2 separate regions of the Homo sapiens genome follow, and region 1 is linked to region 2. Evidence: chromatin contacts called from ENCODE Hi-C or POLR2A ChIA-PET data. All regions are on one chromosome and are shown on one strand. The core of a region is the stretch at or near the end of the contact, and the rest is flanking DNA. Distances in the headings are between cores, read along the strand shown.

Region 1 (5,432 bases), core at 2,933-5,432, 250 kb before region 2:
TGCACGGTGGCCTCAGCCAGCTCTTGGACTCTGACCTGGTCCAGGCTGCTCCAGGGATGGCCACCCTCCTGAGAGCCTCTGCCCAGCACTGGGCCAGCACTCAAAAGGCCGGCCTGCTGGGAATGGGTGAGGAGAGTGCACTGGGGAAGGTGAAAAGGCTGGGGGTGAGGGGTGTCGGTGCCACCCCCAGCACCCCTGAGGGCGGCCCTGACCAAGCTTCTCACAAATGCCTGGGCCCCAAATGCGTCCTCCTGTACACCCTCCATGGAGCAGCGGGCCTTCCAGTGAGGCCCAGGACCCCAGGGCTACCCCTGCCTTCCCAGGTCTCCTGCTGGGTCCCCGGGGCCAACGTGGCATGGTGGGAAGAGCTGTCTTTCCTCTGTTCTCGGGCAGCCAAGCCCCCGGGTGTGGCCCTGGGCATGTCCCAGCCCTTTCTGGGCCTCATTTTCCCCATCTGGGGATTACAAGGTCAAATGAGACTGGGCGAAGCCTCTCTGAGGGGTGGGTCTTGTGGCAGCCTGGCCATGCCCCATGCAGAGGTGGACTCAGCCTGCTCTCTCACCTGCCAACAGGGGTCTGGGAGCACACTGTTGAGCTCGGTACCTCAGTTTTCCCATCCCAAGGGGCTGCAGTGAGGATCAAGGGAACTCCTCGCTCAACTTGGGGCCAGACCCATGGATGGTGACCACGATGCCCCTTTCCCTGCAGGCCGTGTTCCACATGCAGTCGGTGAAATGCCTTAAGTGTCAGGAACAGAAGCGGGCAGTGCTGCCGTGCCAACACGCTGCGCTGTGTGAGCTCTGCGCTGAGGGCAGCGAGTGCCCCATCTGCCAGCCTGGCCGGGCCCACACCCTCCAGTCGTGACCCTGCAGGCCTGGCCCAGCCTGGCCCAGATCTTCTCACCTAGGACTTTTTAAAGTATATATATATATATGAATATATATATATATGTGTATGTATGTATGTATATGTATATGATTATGTATATGTATACATTTCCGTATGTATGTATATGTATACATTTCCGTATGTGTGCAGGTATGCGTGGTGGTGTGGACAGTGTCTGTGTGTATATCTGTACATAGATATAGACACACACTTTAAAAGACTTACCAAGCACTTTTTAAAAGAAGAAACTATTTTGCAGTCCTCCCCTACCCACTCCCTGCCCTTCCCACTGCAGAGATGACATCCCCTCTTCTCCCACTGGCCTTTTGGCAGAGAATCTGGTTCTGTCTCTTTTTTAATGTAGGAACTAACTATTTTTAACTTCTTCCTGGGGCCTGAGCAGGGAAGGGTGGGACTGGAAGGCACTAAGGGGAAGGGAGAAGCCCTCAGGGCAGGCCCTGCTCCCCCTACCTCCTTGCCAGGGCAAGGGTGGAGTGTGGAAGACGTGGGTCCCCCAGAGCAGGCCTGGCCCCCAGCTGTGAGGGCCTCAGGGAGGCCCGAGGGGGAGTGCTGGGGGTCTCAGCTGGCTTAGCTCCTAAGTTTACCAAATGTTAATTTAGTCTTGGGGAGAACAGCAAGGGCTGGAGGCCAGTGCTGCAGGGCCAGCCCCACTCCTGACACCTGGGCCCTTGAAGCTCCTTGAGGGGCAAGGCCCAGGAGTTCCAGCCCTCAGGTTCCTGAGGGTCCACCCTCAGTCCTTCCCCCCGCCGCCCCTCCCCGGACTCCCCACAAGAGCCTCCCTGGCCCCAGGGCCGCCTACCAGGCTGGTACTCATTCTATGACCACCGCCCCCAACCAGCTGCCCCCAGCTCTCCCTGCCCCCTCCCCTCTCTGGCAGCTAGCAGGGCAATTGGCGGGGAGGAGTGCGGACTGAGGACTGAGGACCAAGGGGGCCCAGGCCCTGCCCTCCTACCCGGAGGGGCTCCGTTTGCATTCCTTGGTGCTCTCTGAGTGCAGCTGGTGTCCCGCCCTGTTCTGGGCGGACGCCTGTGTGCGTGTGTGTGTGCCTGTCCAGTGTATATTGTGTCTTAGCTTCCATTTTAAAAATTGTTCTGTACAGAGAGAGATGCAGCAGGGGCGGGAGGGCAGAGTGGGCGGAGGGGAGCAGCCGCACCCCCAGCACCGGGTGTCTGCGGTAGGAACAAGAGGGCTGAGAGGGTCTGGTCCTGGCCCAGGCTCCCCCTTGGGCTCAGCACGAAAGGGCTTTCAATGAATTAAGTGAAAACTTTTTCCTTTTTTACAAAAATGCAAAAATCAACAAAGCTCCAAACCTATTGGAAATAAAATATGAACTTGCAGTGGTAGCTTGTTTACATGGGGGTGAGGGGGAGTGGGTCCCAAAAGAGGGCCTCTGAACTATGAGGTGGGCCAGGAGCCTTGCCTCAGCCATGGAAACGGCTGCTGCCCACACCCCTGAGCTGTGGTAAGGCAGCTGGAGAGGGCTGGAAACTTCCTGGGCCCATCAGGCCCCAAGACAGTTCAAGTGCTCTCCGACCTAGGCCTAGCGGTTGATGACACAGGGACCCTTAGCCTTGGACACAGAGGCCCCCCAGGCCCTAGGACTCTTTAGGGCTGTGTGGTCAGCGGTGACTGGCAATAGGGCCCGTAACTGTTTCTCAGAGGAACAGTGTCTTCCCAACTGGGCATGGTGGCGCATGCCTGTGGTCCCAGCTACTAGGGAGGCTGAGGTGGGAGGATCACTTGAGCCCAGGAGGTCGAGGCGGCAGTGAGCCATGATTGCACAGCTGCCTCCAGCTTGGGTGACAGAGTGAGATCCCATCTCAAAAACAAAAACAGGCCGAGGCGGGCAGATCACTTGAGGTCAGGAGTTCGAGACCAGCCTGGCCAAAATGGTGAAACCCCGTCTCTACTAAAAAAAAAAAAAATACAAAAATTAGCCAGGTGTGGTGGCACATGCCTGTAGTTCCAGCTACTCAGGAGGCTGAGGCAGGAGGATCCTTTGAACCCGGGACGCAGAGGTTGCAGTGAGCTGAGATTGCCCCATTGCACTCCAGCTGGGCGACAGAGTGAGACTCCATCACAAAAACAAAAAACCCAGTGCCTTCCCATTGGGATGATTTGCTGGTAGGACCCAGAGGAAGTCCTGCCTTCTGCCTTCTTCACCCTACCCTGCCCCTGAGGGATGAGGGGCTGAGGCCTAAGAGGTACGTCCTCCCTCCCACCTCCTCAACTAGGCTGTGCGGTGGGGGGTGAGAAAACACCCTGGTGGGATCCTCTTTGCATGGTCTCGGGCCTTGGATGTCATCTCAGCTAACCTCGACTCCTGTCCTCATTTTGTGCAGACTCAGAGGTTCCGACATGGAACCAGGGTCACACAGCTAGGATGACGTGATGACCAGGCCTCAGGTTCTGACACCCCCCAGGCAGGGGAGGGACCCAGCTCCTCTACGCCCTACTGTCTCAAGAGCAGCCCCTCAGCCTCAACCTGCACCCCTGGGAGGCCCCTGCTCACTGTGCTCCCCCGAGGAACGGGTCCCTGTCCTGGGTGTCACCACAGGAACTGGTATGCCTGGTAAAGCAATTTATTCAAAGCCCACGGCCAAAAATCACCCTAGCCCTGCCTCTGCCTCAGTTATTTCCACACCTACCCCCCTGCTTTGTAGCTACCCCAAGGTGGCGGTAGCTCAAAGTCCCCTGAGGGCTGGGGAGGAAGCTACCCGGCCTGGCTCGCATTCCAGGCCCCACTGTAGGCCAAAGGCATATTTTAAGAGGACAATGGATTTGTTTTTATTAATTTTTTTGCTAAGAAAGTTTCTAGGTGGCAGGTGCTGTCCGGGGAGGGGGCGTGCGCAGCAGACACAGCAGCCAAACTGTCCTTTCTGCTTCCGTCTGTCTGTGCCAGCCCTGCCGCCTGCCAGCTCTTGCTCCCTCAGAGCCAGAAGGTTCTTGGCTCCAGGCTTCCTGGCCTGGATGCTGGCAGCCCCTGGGGAGAGGACCCAGGCCCCCTCTAGTAATGGCCACCACCCTCCCCCCAGGGCAGCTGGAGCCTCATCTTTGGCAGGGTCCCCTCTCCCTTTTCCAGGAGACTCTGTGCCTGTAGCCCTGGTCCCAGTGAACCTGGCCCCCACCCCAGTGGCTGGAACAGGAAGGCCAGGAGGCAGATGGGCCAGGGCCAGGAGACAGATGGCCCAATCCCCTGCCCACCACAGCAGCTTTTCTGAGAGGCGGGCAGGGGCAGGGTTTGCTCCCCCTGGTGCTGGGATGTGGTAGAGACATTGCAGCCAGGGCTGGAGGCAGGGAGGCGGGAGTAGAGATGTCGCTGCTGAGCCCCCATCACCATGGGAGGCAGGGGAGGTCTGCACTCTGGGCACTCCGCATGCTGGGGCTCCCCAAGTGTTAGGCCAGGCTGGAGGGCCGCGATGTGGCGGGGAAGCCCCAGACCCTACAGGAAAGCCCTTGCAAGTCCCCACCGGGGACCCAGCCCCACCGCAAACCTCTACGGCTACGGTGCCGGCCGCAAGGCATGCTGGGAGGCCTGCTTGGCCCGGTGCCGCCGCAGCCTCACAAAGACCTGGGCTTCTCGGTCACCCTTCCGGCCCTCCAGCAGCTGCAGGATTGGGTCCCCTGCGGAGAGAGGGGTTTGGGGGTCAGATGCCAGGGGAGAGGGCAGTGCCTGGTGGTGGCAGAGAAGAGTGTGTGGGGGGGTACACAACACTGCTCCATCTCCCCAACAACCTGGAAGGAAACAAGTGACAGACCCGCGCCAGCCCAGCCCAGGAGGTGGTCTGACAGACGCATCCGGTCGGGTCGCGTAACAGACAGAGTGCTGCTGGGACACTGTCCTGACTGCAGCGAGGGGCTGAGATGTGCCTGAGGTTTGACTATTACCTTTTTATACGAGAACCTAAAGCTAGCAAGTTAACCTTTTCATGCCTCGGTTTACTCATCTGTAAAAGAGTGCTAATATCTGCTTCGTTGGCTGGAATGCATAAAGTGCTTAGCACTTGCTCATAATAAGTGCACAAGCATCAGACCGTTGCTGGTATCAAAAATGCTCTGCAGGGAAGCGGCCCCGCCGAGTGAGATCCAGGCCCTTCTCCCCAGTTAAACTTCTTGGTGACTTCCCCATGCAAGGAGAGTCACGTTACACTTAGCTTAAAGTTCACTGGTCTCTTGATTAGACCGAGAGATGGGCCGTGGCTGTCCCACTGGCTCCCGTCTCCAGGGAAGCTGTTCTCCGACCCTGGCATCACCTCTCTGGGGCCCCTGCCTGAGCTTTACAGGCTCCCGTCCCCGCACCACCCTGCCCTGGGCTCAGGCCTACCGTTGGGTGCGGGGTACGTGAGGGGCAGGCGGGTCTGAGGCACCTCACCAGGCTCCTCAGAGCCACTCAGCCCGGGCACCTCACGCAGCGGCAGGAAGGCCTCGCCTTCCAGGTCGTCGGCCCCCAGCGTGTCGTAGTCCAGCACGGTGAGCAGGAGGCATGCCCCAGCCTTGCGGCACGGCTCAGCAGGCACCAGGCT
Region 2 (3,035 bases), core at 536-3,035:
CAGGCGACAGCATCCTGACGGTTGATGTGGCCTGAAAGCACTTAGCGGGCGCGCTGGGATGTCACAGAGTTGGAGTCATTGTTGGGGGACCGTGGGGAGAGCTTTGCCTGTTAATAAAACGCACAAACCATTTCACACACAGTGACAGCGCTGTTTCGCGTTTCTCATTGTCTTGAGATTCTGGGAGGAAGCCTCTGGGGCTTCACAGAGGGGCTCCCTAGGGGTAAGTGCAGGACCCTTTGCAGAGCTACCAGGAAAGAGGGCTGATCACACCTCAGGCAGCCGGGTTACAATCCGCATAAAAATCTGAGTCTGGGGAGCGTGCGACAGAGGCAGGCAGATTGTTTAAGGCGTTCGATAAAGTCGGTTGATGACAGACACAGATGTGTGTTCCCAGCCGCATTTGTGCTCTGGTGTGTGACAGGTCTGTCCTTGCCTGCTTTCAGCTCCCAGGGCCCCTTTGAGTCTGGGCAGCCCAGTCAGTCCCCGTCCATTTTTGGCCTTAGCTTTTCCTTCCCTGGCTACATCTGGGCCAGGATCAAGTCTCCAGCAGCTGTTTCACTCCCCGGCGGGGGGGGGGGGGGCAGGAAAGTCTTTCCCTGGCAGGTTGGGCTCCAGGTGCACAGCACTGCTGGGCTGGCGCAAGCTGAGAATCCACTTCAGGACAAGAATGTCCCAGGGCTTTGCTCATGAGTTGGCCTTTACCTGTTGTCAGGTAAAACTCCCTTCCCAGAGGTTTTTTTTGCTTCTGTTTTTTTTTTTTTTTTTTTTTTGGTTGTTGTTGTTTGTTTTTCTTTTGAGACGGAGTTTTGTTCTTGTTGCCCAGGCTGGAATGCAATGGCACAATCTTGGCTCACCGCAACCTCTGCCTCCCAGGTTCAAGTGATTCTCCTGCCTCAGCCTCCTGAGTAGCTGAGCTTACAGGCGTCGACCACCATGGACGCTAATACGGCTAATTTCTGTATTTTTAGTAGATACGGGGTTTCACCATATTGGCCAGGCTGGTCTCAAACTCCTGACCTCAGCTTCCCAAAGTGCTGGGATTACCAGAGTTCTTTTGTTCTTTTTGTTGTTGTTGTTGGGGGGAAGTGGGGTGGAAGGCAGAATCTCGCTCTGTCGCTCAGACTGGAGTGCAGTGTTGCAATCTCGGCTCACTGCAACCTCCACTTCCTGGGCTCAAGTGATCCAGCTTCAGCCTCCTGAGTAGCTGGGACTACAGGTGCATGCCACCACGCCCAGCTAACTCTTGTGTTTTTGATAGAGACAGAGTCTCCCTATGTTACTCTGGTCTCAAACCCCTGGGCTCAAGCAGTCTGCCCTCCTTGGTCTCCCAAAGTGCTGAGATTACAGGCATGAGCCACCACATCCAGGGTTCTTGAGCCAAGGCTCTTTACACAAAATCACTTCAGTGTTTAAGGAGAGCAAGGAGACTCTCAAGGCTGTCCCCATCTCACATCGTTAAGCACAGAACACTCTGCCCAAAGGTTTGGGTCTTAGGTAGGCTGGTGTCAGCCACCGAAATGCAGGGGACACTCGTGGGCCCTGATTGGAAGTACAAAGTCAGGGAGAGGTAGAGGTCCTACACCTGCCAGGTCCCCCTGGGCAGGCATTGAGCGTCTCAACGGGTTCCAGGTGGTGGAAATGGAGCGGGACAGGGACACCAAGGCAGGTGCAGTGTGGGCGGGGCTGGGTCCTGGGCTTTATCTTTGAGCGTTTGCGGAACTGGGGCAGGGGCTGCCAAGTGCACGGCCCCAGAGTCCTTGCCCAGAGCAGCTGCCTCTGGCTAATTGCTCAGCTGCCAGAGAAGTGACTGGAATAGAGGTTGTAGCTTAGGCACCGCTGCTCCCTCCAGTCCCTCCGTGCAGCCGATGATGGCCCTATGGTCCCTGCTCCATCTCACCTTCCTGGGGTTCAGCATTACCTTGCTGTTGGTCCACGGGCAGGGCTTCCAAGGGACAGCAGCCAGTAGGTGGAGGGCAAGGTCATAAGCTTTGGGACTTGGGCCCTAGGGCACCTGAGTGACCTTGACTTTTCTCTCTCAGTCTGGCCATCCCTCTTCAACGTCAACTTGTCCAAGAAGGTTCAGGAAAGCATCCAGATCCCGAACAATGGGAGTGCGCCCCTGCTCGTGGATGTGCGGGTGTTTGTCTCCAACGTGTTTAATGTGGTAAGTGCCTCTAGGCCAAGGGCCCCAAGTGCTGAGCTGGGCAGGGAACAGGACTCAGCCCTGGATAGTGCTGGGGTCTCCTGCTGCGTTCTTTCAACACAGCGCTCACCCTGAGGTGATGCATTGCCCTTCCCCCAGGACATCCTGCGATACACAATGTCCTCCATGCTGCTGCTTAGGCTGGTGAGCTCCTATGCCTGGGGAGGTGGGATGGGAAAGCCCAGCTGAGTCCAGCTCAGAACTACCAGCCTTCATCAACATGCTGAGCTTAGGGGCATGGATATGTGGAGAGCAGGAGCCTCAGTGGTGCCCTTGTGTCCCCAGTCCTGGCTGGACACTCGCCTGGCCTGGAACACTAGTGCACACCCGCGGCACGCCATCACGCTGCCCTGGGAGTCTCTCTGGACACCAAGGCTCACCATCCTGGAGGCGTAAGTGAGACAGTTCCTGCCCCAGGAATCTGCCATGCATAGCCCTCCTTTTCCCCCATCTACAACCTAGAGGCTGTCTGAGTGAATATGACCCTCCTGGCGGTCCCCGCCGGACTAGCAGTGCACCTTCACTGCCTCGAATTCCCCTCCCACTGCCAGAACTCTGAAAGCAGCTGGGGTTGGGGTTGGGATGCCAGGGTCTCCCCCCGGCCCCGTCCAAGAAGGGGCTGGGGCTCTGGCTGTGGTGCCTTTCCCCACAGGCTCTGGGTGGACTGGAGGGACCAGAGCCCCCAGGCTCGAGTAGACCAGGACGGCCACGTGAAGCTCAACCTGGCCCTCGCCACGGAGACCAACTGCAACTTTGAGCTCCTCCACTTCCCCCGGGACCACAGCAACTGCAGCCTCAGCTTCTACGCTCTCAGCAACACGGGTGCTGA

Evidence for each region. A loop is a pair of places that touch in the nucleus more often than their neighbours do. ChIA-PET counts read pairs that join two places held with the same protein, here RNA polymerase II (POLR2A).
Region 1: a loop to region 2 is called in a map of sigmoid colon, with 2.1 times the contacts of the local background. The contact joins the enhancer-like site here to the promoter of ZACN in region 2. A Hi-C loop is called at or near these places in 1 of 168 maps with a recorded cell type or tissue (sigmoid colon). POLR2A ChIA-PET finds 5 or more read pairs at or near these places in 2 of 52 experiments (activated CD4-positive, alpha-beta T cell and activated T-cell).

The regions. Positions count from the first base shown.
Region 1 is chr17:75,823,554-75,828,985 of GRCh38, forward strand. It overlaps UNC13D (unc-13 homolog D), which reads right to left. Exons shown (of 32, transcript NM_199242.3): 31 at 5,234-5,430; 32 at 3,672-4,533. The coding sequence ends at 4,412. UNK (unk zinc finger) reads left to right here. Exons shown (of 16, transcript NM_001080419.3): 16 at 709-2,246. The coding sequence ends at 864. Among named protein-coding and RNA genes, the nearest start is that of UNC13D, 18 kb to the right of the region's middle. Within about 2 kb of position 4,183, at least 31 of the 41 ENCODE cell types and tissues checked have a DNase peak (open chromatin) inside an H3K27ac peak, as active enhancers do; they include sigmoid colon, where a contact is called at or near this core.
Region 2 is chr17:76,077,397-76,080,431 of GRCh38, forward strand. It overlaps ZACN (zinc activated ion channel), which reads left to right and starts at 1,786. Exons shown (of 9, transcript NM_180990.4): 1 at 1,786-1,965; 2 at 2,043-2,167; 3 at 2,306-2,350; 4 at 2,492-2,598; 5 at 2,859-3,028. The coding sequence starts at 1,869. It overlaps GALR2 (galanin receptor 2), which reads left to right. Exons shown (of 2, transcript NM_003857.4): 2 at 1-141. The coding sequence ends at 35. RefSeq lists enhancers at 1-94, 1,620-2,617, 2,449-2,498, 2,618-3,035.